Linked DNA regions of Homo sapiens: region 1 is linked to region 2. Evidence: read pairs that join two places in POLR2A ChIA-PET (ENCODE). Cell type or tissue: PC-9. All regions are shown on one strand. Region 1 overlaps CD4 (CD4 molecule). Region 2 overlaps VWF (von Willebrand factor).

Evidence for each region. Peaks named below come from ENCODE experiments on the same cell type or tissue, not always from the same donor. Only the 100,000 strongest peaks of a DNase experiment are listed, where the experiment ranks them.
Region 1: POLR2A ChIA-PET joins it to region 2 with 7 read pairs; 1 of 35 experiments calls an interaction of 5 or more read pairs at or near these places.

What each region holds. Positions count from the first base shown.
Region 1 is chr12:6,810,854-6,815,853 of GRCh38, reverse strand. It overlaps CD4 (CD4 molecule), which reads right to left. Exons shown (of 10, transcript NM_000616.5): 4 at 1,554-1,712; 5 at 862-1,095. Among named protein-coding and RNA genes, the nearest start is that of GPR162, 8.5 kb to the left of the region's middle. In PC-9, no CTCF peak of the experiment used is centred here; a DNase peak (open chromatin) is centred at 2,283; H3K27me3 peaks cover 2,266 bases.
Region 2 is chr12:6,082,557-6,087,556 of GRCh38, reverse strand. The region is part of intron 6 of VWF (von Willebrand factor); the gene reads left to right. Among named protein-coding and RNA genes, the nearest start is that of VWF, 40 kb to the left of the region's middle. RefSeq lists enhancers at 3,224-3,968, 3,969-4,715. In PC-9, no CTCF peak of the experiment used is centred here; DNase peaks (open chromatin) are centred at 2,606 and 2,906; H3K27ac peaks cover 3,349 bases.

The sequences.
Region 1 (5,000 bases), 730 kb before region 2:
CCACCTCCCTCCTCCCGGAAGCCATCACAGAGCAGCCCAGCCACAGGGGATCCTTGCTGTCCTTAGGATTCCTGGACCACAGAAGCCATTTGGCCTCCACTCCTTAGAGGCGTATTCATCACCCTTCACAAAATAACAGCGAACACTTAACTAGGGCTTACTCTGTGCCAGGCACCATTTTCAGTGCCTTACGTATATCAGTCCTCAACTTAATACGAGGTAGTCACTATGGCAGTTAACATCATCCCCATTTCACAGAGGCTGAAACCAAGGTGCAGAGAGGTTTAGTAACTCACCCAAGGTCACATGGTTGTGGCAGAACCAGGATTTCAATCAGCGTACATGCACTAAACTGGCACACTACCTTATGTCTACCTTAAGTCACATAAGCACCCAGGGGACAGGATCTGGGGTAGGACCTTGGTCTCCCCACAGTGGCCTGGCTTAGAGGTCCAGAGGTACAACATAGAACATCATCAGGGTTGGCTTACTGGTGTTAGTGTCCCTGAGTAAGTGGATTTGCCAACTTGGTAGGGGTGTGGAGCTGAGGCAACAAAGAAAGTAAGCTCCCTGACATTCCTCCTTTGGGGCCTCCAAAGGAGACTCGGGCCTCTAGCATCCTTACCTTCCCCAGCCTTTCCTTTCTCCATGTCCACCACACTGAGGGGTGGCTGCCAATCAGCCCCCTGAGGATGAGGGCCCCAGTGAGTCCTTCAAGACAGGCCTCAGCTCTAGGGGACCTAGTCTTCTCCACTCCTGACCTCCCAGCACCAGAACCAGAAACAGGGCAGTCAGAGCAGAGGGAGGGGCTGTCAGCCCCTGGGGCAGGGAGGAGACTGCGCGAAGAGGGGCTTCCCTTACCTAGCACCACGATGTCTATTTTGAACTCCACCTTCTTCTGGTTCTGCAAGACAGTGCATGTCCAGGTGCCACTATCCTGGAGCTCCAGCTGAGACACGGAGAGGGTCTTCCCCCCCTGTATGTTTTTACCCCTTGGACTCCTACATTGCACTGAGGGGCTACTACCAGGGGGGCTCTCCAAGGTCAGGGTCAGGCTCTGCCCCTGAAGCAGGTGGGTGTCAGAGTTGGCAGTCACTGTGGAGGGAAAGGCCAGCTGTGTCACACACATACCATCCCCAAGGAGAAGGGCAGACAACAGGAAACCAACAACATCTCTCCATTATCGCCGTCCCAACATCTCCTTCCTCCCAGCACCCAGCTGCGCACCCCCAGCCAAGATAGGGTTTCCCTCTCCCCTCCTCTCTCTCTTCTTTCCTCCTCTCCCCTCATCCTCTCTTCCCCAGTCTCTCTCCCTCCTTCCCTTGCCTCCTTCCCTTTTCTTTCCTTTTCCCAAGGCCTCTTCCCTCCTCCGCCCACCAGCATCCCTCACCTGATCAAGAAGGGTTTTAAGACATTTGGAGGCCAGTTTGACAGCCTGGTCCTCTTGGGGCTGCTGCGGTATCACCAGCTCAGGCTGGATTTGGTGCAGGGGTGGGAGTAGTGGGGAAGGGAACCAGGCAGGAGGTATCCTCATCCCCACCTGCCCCACTCACATCCGAACACTAGCAATTGCACCTCCTCCTTCTGGTCCTCCACTTCACAGATGTAAGTATCTGAGTCTTCTATCTTAAGATTCTTGATGATCAGGGGAAAGTTTCCTTGGTCCCAAAGGCTTCTTCTTGAGTCAGCGCGATCATTCAGCTTGGATGGACCTGGGAGCAGAAGACATATGGGGGGGGACTGAGGCGCCCTGGAGACAGGGCACCTCTGGCAAGAGAATGCCCACGGCTCTTCTGATATCAGTTGCTAATTTCCTGCAACATCTGCTCCTCGTTCTAATCAGAGAAACCCGGTCTGGCAAGGAGGTCTCATCATATCCATTTACCTGGCTGGGACAGTAGCTCACAAATACAAATAAAATCATATCCTTATTTGGAGAGCACCAACTCCTACATGCCAAATACTTTACAGGCATCATCTCAGTAATCTCCACAATAATTCCGAGAAATAGATACTGTCAACACTGTTTTGTTTATTTTGCAGATAGAGAAACTGAGACTCAGAGAGATTAGGTAACTGCCTAAACTCTCACATATTGAGATTAAGTAATTACCCAACTCTCACACATTGTAGGAGAATAAACCAGTACAATTTCTTTGGATGGTGATTTGTAATCTATACAGAATTACAAATGTATATACAAAACCAAATGTCCATCAATAAAGAATAGGTTAAATAGATCATAGCTCACCCATTCAGTGGACTGCTATGCAGCCGTAAGAGAGGAATGAGGAAGTGCTTTGTGTACTAATTTGGACCCGTATCTAAGAAACATCACTAACTGAATAAAGCGAGATGTTAAACAGTCTACTATTTGTTTTTAAAGGTGGAGAAAATATATTCTTTGTATATGAAAAGAATAATTCTCGAATTAAACATAAGAAAATGAGGCCATTAAAAAGAGCTATAATGTCTAAAAAAAAATTAAAAAAGAAAATGAGGCCAGGCATGGTGGAAATCTCTCATCCCAGCTCTTTGAAAGATCGAGGTGGAAAGATTGTTTGTGCCCAGGAGTTCGAGATCAGCCTGGGCAACATGGCGAAACCCCATCTCTAAAAAAAAAAAAAAAAAAATTTTTTTTAATTAGCCGCCTTGGGAGGCTGAGGTGGGAGAATCACTTGAGCCCAGAAGTCAAAGGTTGCAGTGAAACAAATGAGATGGCACCACTGCACTCCAGTCTAGGTGACAGAGTGAGACTCTGTCTCAAAAAAGAAAAAAAATTAACTGAGTGTGGTGGTGCATGCCAGTAGCCCCAGCTATGCCGGAGGCTGAGGTGGGAGGATAACCTGACCCAGGAGGTCGAGGCTGCAGTGAGCTATGATCATGCCACTGCACTCCACCCTGGGCGACAGAATGAGACCCCATTTAAAAGAAAAAAAAACTGGGAGGCTGAGGCACAAGATCGCTTGAGACTGGGAGGCAGAGTTTGCAGTGAGATCGCACCACTGCATTCCAGCCTTGGTGAGAGAGTGAGACTGTCCCAAAACACACACACACACACACACACACACACACACACACAAAAATAACCTTGGTTGCCTCTAGGAAGAGGAAGTGAATACTCATGTGTAGGAAGAAAGCTTTTCACTATATGCCCTTTGCTTTTTTTTTTTTGAGATGGAGTTTCGCTATTGTTGCCCAGGTTGGAGTGCAATGGCATGATCTTGGCTCACCGCAACCTCCGCCTCCCGGGTTCAAGCAATTATCTTGCCTCTGCCTCCCGAGTAGCTGAGATTACAGGCATGCGCAACCAAGCCCGGCTAATTTTGTATTTTCAGTAGAGACAGGGTTTCTCCTTGTTGGTCAGGCTGGTCTCGAATGCCCAACCTCAGGTGATCCGCTCGCCTTGGCCTCCCGAAGTGCTGGGGTTACAGGCGTGAGCCACCACACCCAGCCTGCTTTCTTTTTTTGTTTGTTTGTTTTTATGGAGTCGAGTGTTCGATCTCTGCTCATTGTAACCTCTGCCTCCTGAGTTCAAGGGATTCTCTTGCCTCAGCCTTCGGAGTAGCTGGGATTACAGGTGTACACCACCACATCTGGCTAATTTTTGTATTTTTAGTAGATACAAGTTTTGCCATGTTGCCCAGGCTGATCTCGAACTCCTGACCTCAAGCAACCCGCCCACCTCAGCCTCCCAAATTGCTGGGATTGCAGGTGTGAGCCACTGCACCCAGCCTATATGCCCTTTTCTATCTTTTGAATTTTGACTCCCGTAAGTGGTGGAGCTAGGATTAAAATGCAGCCCGTCAGGAGTCTGGGACCAACCTAGGCAGCCAATCGAGACCCTCGTCTCTAAAAAAAATTATTTTAAAAAAAATTAGCTGGGTGTGGTGGCACATGCCTGTAATCCCAGCTACTTGAGAGGCTGAAGCAGGAGGATCACTTGAGCCCAGGAGTTCAAAGTTACAGTGAGCTATGATTGTAACACTGCACTCCAGCCTGGGCAACAGAGTGAGGCCTCATCTTAAAGAAAAGAAATTTTTGGCCGGGTGCGGTGGCTCACGCCTGAAATCCCAGCACTTTGGGAGGCCAAGGCGGTGGATCACTTGAGGTCAGGAGTTCAAGACCAGCCTGGCCAACATGGTGAAACCCCATCTCTACTAAAAATACCAAAAAAAAAAAGAAAAAAAAAATTAGCCAGAGCATAGTGACGCATGCCTGTAATCCCAGCTACTTGGGAGGCTGAGGGAGGAGAATGGCTTGAACCCGGGAGGTGGAGATTGCAGTGAGCCAAGATCACGCCACTGCACTCCAGCCTGGGTGACAGAGTGAGACTCTGTCTCAAAAAAAAAAAAAAAAAAAGAAAAAGAAAAGAAAAAAGAAAAGAAAAAATGTTTTAAAAAATAAAAATAATTCAGGCTATTTCGCTATGCAATGCTATCTCTGGAAAGTTCTTCTGGCATAAGTATGTGTCTCCTTTGGCCTCTTCTTGTAAAATCTAATAACCATCACCAAGGGAAGTTTTCTCTTTAGCTGTGCATTTTCTGGGTGCAGTGGAAGCTCCAAAATCTCTGTAGAACAGGGCTTTAGAAGCTAAATTTACATAGCAAACAGTTCTGTTTTGTTTTGTTTTTACTTAGAATGTATATTTGGAGGAATGGGGCAAAGGTGGCTAAGACTAAAGCCTCTCACCCTGCTTGGTACTGCCTCTGCCTCCCTGAGATGCCCAGGTCCTCTCCCTCTTTCTGCCTTGGTGTGGGAGCCTGGATACCAGTTCAGTCACTCACTCTCCTTTCTCTCCTCTTCCAGACCACACAGTCCTCTTCCCCACTGCTCAGCTCTTACTGTCCAGGAGCCCCTTCCAGACAACCTCACAGCCTCAGCACACAGTTGCCCCAAGCTTCCTCAGAGCACGGCAGGCACCCAATCCACCCCACACCTTCAGTTTCACACTTTTTAAAAAAACTTCCCTACTCAAGACAACCTGGACCCAACCTCCC
Region 2 (5,000 bases):
CGTCTCTACTAACAATACAAAAAAAAAAAAATTAGCCGGGCGTGGTGGCGGGCGCCTGTAGTCCCAGCTACTCGGGAGGCTGAAGCAGGAGAATGGCGTGAACCCGGGAGGCGAAGCTTGCAGTGAGCCGAGATCGCACCACTGCACTCCAGCCTGGGCGACAGGGTGAGACTCTGTCTCAAAAAAAAAAAAAAAAAAAAAAGAGTTAAGTCTTTGAGACACCCTTGCTGGGCGCTTCCCAGCCATCTTGCAGACCTCAGCCCTAGGCAGCCCTCCTTTACTCCCTGGTAAATTCCTTCTTTCATTGTATGCCCGTTCGAAGCTAAAGCCCTGTCCTTCCGTGTCCCTGAATACTGGAGAAGCAGGTGCTTTGGGTCTGGTTTCTCCTGGTCTGGCTCAGGAGCTCACATCAATTGCAGTCCTGTCAGTCACTGAATAGCCTCAGATTTCCTGTTTTCCACTGGTCTCTGAATTTGGTGTTTATTAGGTGAACACAAGCCTTATTTTCTTTGGCCATTCATGTCTTCACATTCTCTCGCGTCCTCCATTATCTTGTAGAACTCTTTCCGCCTCCTCTGAAACAGCATGCAGTTCACCTGTGATTCCTCTTCCTCCCAGAAAATCACCTGTCCTGCTTGAGCTAACATTTTAAACAGTCATGTTGACTTTGAATAATCACAGCATGCCTCCTCAGTAGCCCAAAGAGGCACAGAAAATACCCATTCCGTTAGAGACAAAGCAGTTCACTCTTCATGTTCTCATTAAATATTGCTCAAGCCTTTTATTTGCAAAGGACCTACCAGCCCTTTCTGCTATTTCTGCTCATGGTGACTCTGAAAGGGAAATTCACAGGCATGGAGGGAGGCAATGTAAGCCCAGCGGACTTGGGTCTCACTGTCTAGGCCCACTTCTGCCTTCCCTCCTTCTTCTCCTTGCCTCTTCCATTCACTTAATTGGCAGTTTTGGTCTGGAATGGACTTTTCTTGGAGACTGGGAAGAATTTTGTTACATTTGTTTGCTTGGTAGCATAGTTGTGATTCATAGAGTACAGTTGTCAGGGGAGAGCCTGGCCCAGAGAAGGTCAGTAGATCTCAAGGAAGGACCCTTGGAATGCAGGATCCCAGAGAAGTTAGTTGTCAGATGATGGCCCTGGTTTTAGAGTTGGGGTGCCCACCCACTATGCCCCAGTGACACCAAGCTCAGAGCTGGGGTTTGCAATAAGTACACACGTGTCTTTCCCCGTTTTGATGAGAACTGCTCTCTCAAGTCTCTCTTTCTTGAGTCATTGATAGGCTAAGGAATGAGGACTTATTTCAAGTGCTTTAGTGAGGTCCAAGAATCCAGGGGGCAGTCCCTGGTTTGGCCCAATTCTCTGCATGTCCTCGTGTAAGTTACTTTCCTACTCTGCCTCTCAGTCTTCCCTCTCTGAGGTAAACAGAGCTCCACGGAACCCCCCATGGATAGGCACCCTTTCTTTACAGCAGACTGGCTCACCTGAGTGCAGGATGGGAGAAGGGCAGGGAGCCAATGGTTGTGGTGAAACAGTGGTGACCTTGGCCACTGTTCCCTTGGGGGTCTAGCCTCATGGCAGAGGTCAGTGGCTACCATGGGGTTTTGCAGATTTCCCTTGAACTTGGCCTTTAAAAATTTTTTTTTAAAATTTTACTTTAAGTTCTGGGATACATGTGCTGAACGTGCAGGTTTGTTACATAGGCATACATGTGCCATGGTAGTTTGCTGCACCTATCAACCCATCATTTAGGTTTTAAGCCCCACATGCATTAGGTGTTTGTCCTAATGCTCGCTCTCTCCTTGCCCCCGCCCCCCGCGCCCCCCCTCCCCGCCCACAGGCCGTGGTGTGTGATGTTCCCCTCCCTGTGTCCATGTGTTCTCATTGGAACTTGGCTTTTTATGTTGCTCATTTGACAAGCCCTTGAGGAGAGTTGGATAAGGACCTAGCACCCAAGCATTCAATTCAAAGGCCTCCCTAACATAATGTTCCCAAAATCCTTTAACGAACTATTTCTCAGGTGGGTTCCTTTCCCTTTTCCTTTTCCCTGGTGAGCAACAGAATGGACAAGAATCTGATGGTGCCCATAAGTGCATATTCACTGAGATGTTTCATATGGCTTGCGTGATACAACGTAGACTAAGGGACAAGACACGTAAGAGAAATTAAACCATGAAAGACTGTCTGGGGTTAGTAAATGACAAATCGCCAAGTGAATGGTAAGTGATAGCGCAGCTTAGGGGAATTAGCTCCTGTCACAGAGCTGATGCTTTTTTCTTGCTGGGAGCAGGATGGGTGAGTGATTCAGAAAGGGCTGCTTTCCATCCCCAGAGCTTGGTAGGCCCTAGACTGGGAACCAGGGAATGGTGCCCCGTCCTTGTCCATCCAGCCAGCATGCCCTAATCCCTAGAAGCTGCTCAGATGCCTCCAGGAGCCCCAAGGAGAAGGTGAGGAGGGTCCCTTAGAGAGGTCCATGGCCAAGTCTCCTACTTCTCATGAGCACTGGACCCCAGCTATCTTAGAGAGAGGAATGTCAAGCTCTGCAGAAACCATCCATTTGGTGGAAATCTATCAACAGGTTTCACCAGGTCCTTGTGAGTCAGAATCTTGGAATGCGGGTGGGAATCTTGGGCCGGCCAGAAGTTATAAATAGAATCAGCTACCCTCCCCCACCCATCATTACAGCTGACCAATGAGAAAGTATTCCCTGCTGCAGGGTGAATTCTTGAACCCACTACTTTGGAGCAGCTCAGACTCCAGGCGCCTCCATACCTACCAGGGGCTGCTGCAGGGCACCCATCCCAGAGCTAGAAAGATCAGGGCTTGTGGAACAATATTGCACTCTATGTATTAGACTTTCCTTTCTTTGTTCACTCAGTCCTAGGAATGTCCCCCTCCCTTCTCCTTTGTCAGCTGCTTGGGAGCAAACACAATAGCTAAGCTTCAGATCTCTGGCTCTGCTTTCTCTCCTCCTGCTGCCTGCCACTGAGATGTGCTTGCTTTCCCTCCTCCTCCCCTGCACCCGCCTGATGTCTCCAGGGAAGATGCCTGGTCTTCTTTAATGAACTGGAAATGTGATTAAGATGGGCCACAATTGGGCCTGCACACCAACCCAGGCATGGTGAGGTCATGGCTGGATGGGCTGGGGCAGCTGCTCTCCCGCAGCTCCTGGCACGGCCGACAGGAGTTGAAAGAAGACAGGAGTAGCTGATGCAGGGCCTTGGAGCCAGGGAGATGCTGGAAGTGTGCAAATTAGCTGGCCCTTGTTTTGCATCCCTGCCAGAATGGTTTAGCAGAGAACTGAGGAGCCAGTACCGATTGCAGGCAAATGAGAATAGTTATAAGCATTTGATTTCCTGGTGTCATCTCATTTGATTTCATTTTGCAGAAACCATCTAGGGTAGGTCCAAGTACTGCTGTCTGTGTCAGTTAGGAGTAGGTTCAGCTGTGAGTGACAGGACTTATACAATCTAAGTTTATTTATCTCTCATGTAAAGAAGTTTGGGGTAGGATGTCCAGGGCCATGCAAGATCTCATGGTGTTGGGATCCAGGGTCCCTCTGTCTTATTTCTCTGTTGTCCCCAGTGGGGGCTTCTACCTTGTGCACCAAAACGCCGGCTCAAGCTTCAGGCATCACAACTACATTCCCGCAGTAGAAAGAGAAGGGACTAAGGAAGAAGCAGTCCCTTATTTTGAGGACACTTGGTGGAGGTTGCACAAGACCCCTCTGCTTATAGCCTACTGGGTATTGCTTAGTCATATGGCTGCCCCCAGCTGCAAGGGAGGCTGAGAAATGGAATCTTATTCCTAGCAGCTCTGTGCCCCGTGGGGGTGGGAAATTGAAAACTGAGGATTCTGTGACTAAGAAGGGGAGAATAGCTCCTGGACAACTTTCAACCTCTTCCACTTTTCCCCTCTTTCACAGGTAGGGAAATGAGGATGCAGAGAGGCAAGATAATTTTCCTTTTCTTTTTTGTTTTTTGCGACGGAGTCTCGCTCTCTTGCCCAGGCTGGAGTGCCGTGGTGCAATCTTGGCTCACTGCAACCTCTGCCTCCCAGGCTCAAGTGATCCTCCCACCTCAGCCTCTCTAGTAGCTGAGACTACAGGCACGTGCCACCACGCCTGGCTAATTTTGGATATTTTTGTAGAGATAAGGTTTTGCCATATTGCTGGTCTCAAACTCCTGGACTCAAGTGATCTGCCCACTTTGGCCTCCAAAAGTGCTGGGATCAGGCCGGTTGCGGTGGCTCACGCCTGTAATCCCAGTACTTTGGGAGGCCGAGGTGGGTGGATCATGAGGTCAGAAGTTTGAGACTACCCTTCCAACATGGCAAAACCCCATCTCTACTAAAAATACAAGAGTGCTGGGATTACAGGTGTGAGCCACTGCACTTGGCCAAGATCATTTTCTTAAAGTCACACGCTTTGAAAGTGATGGGTTGCGAGAGGCAGAGGTTGCATTGAGCTGAGATCACGCCATTGCACTCCAGCCTGGGCAACAAGAGCGAGACTTCATCTAAAAAAAGAAAGTGATGGGTTGAGATTCTAGCCCAACCATGCTTCTAAAACCTGAGCTACAGCCACTGTATGACCCTGTCTTCTAATCTGATTGCTAGGAAACAGGAGTGGGAGGGCAGGATGGAAAACTGTAATTTGTGGTTTGGAATGGACTCAGGCACTCAGGGTTTGCACCCCATCACTAGTGTTAAAAGAAAAACCTGAGACAAATTAAATTTAACAGGGTTTACTTGAGCAAAGAATGATGCATGAACCAGGCAGCCCCCGAATCAGAACAGGCTCAGAGAGACTCTGGCCTGCCTCATGGTCAAAGAAGATTTATGGACAGAAAAAGACAAGTGACTTACAGAAACTGGAAGTGAGGTAGAGAAACAGTTGGATTGGCTACAGCGCAACATTTGCCTTATTAGAACGTAGTTTGAACAGTGGGCTGCCCCAAGAGGAGGTTACAGTGTGTTTACATCTCCAGTT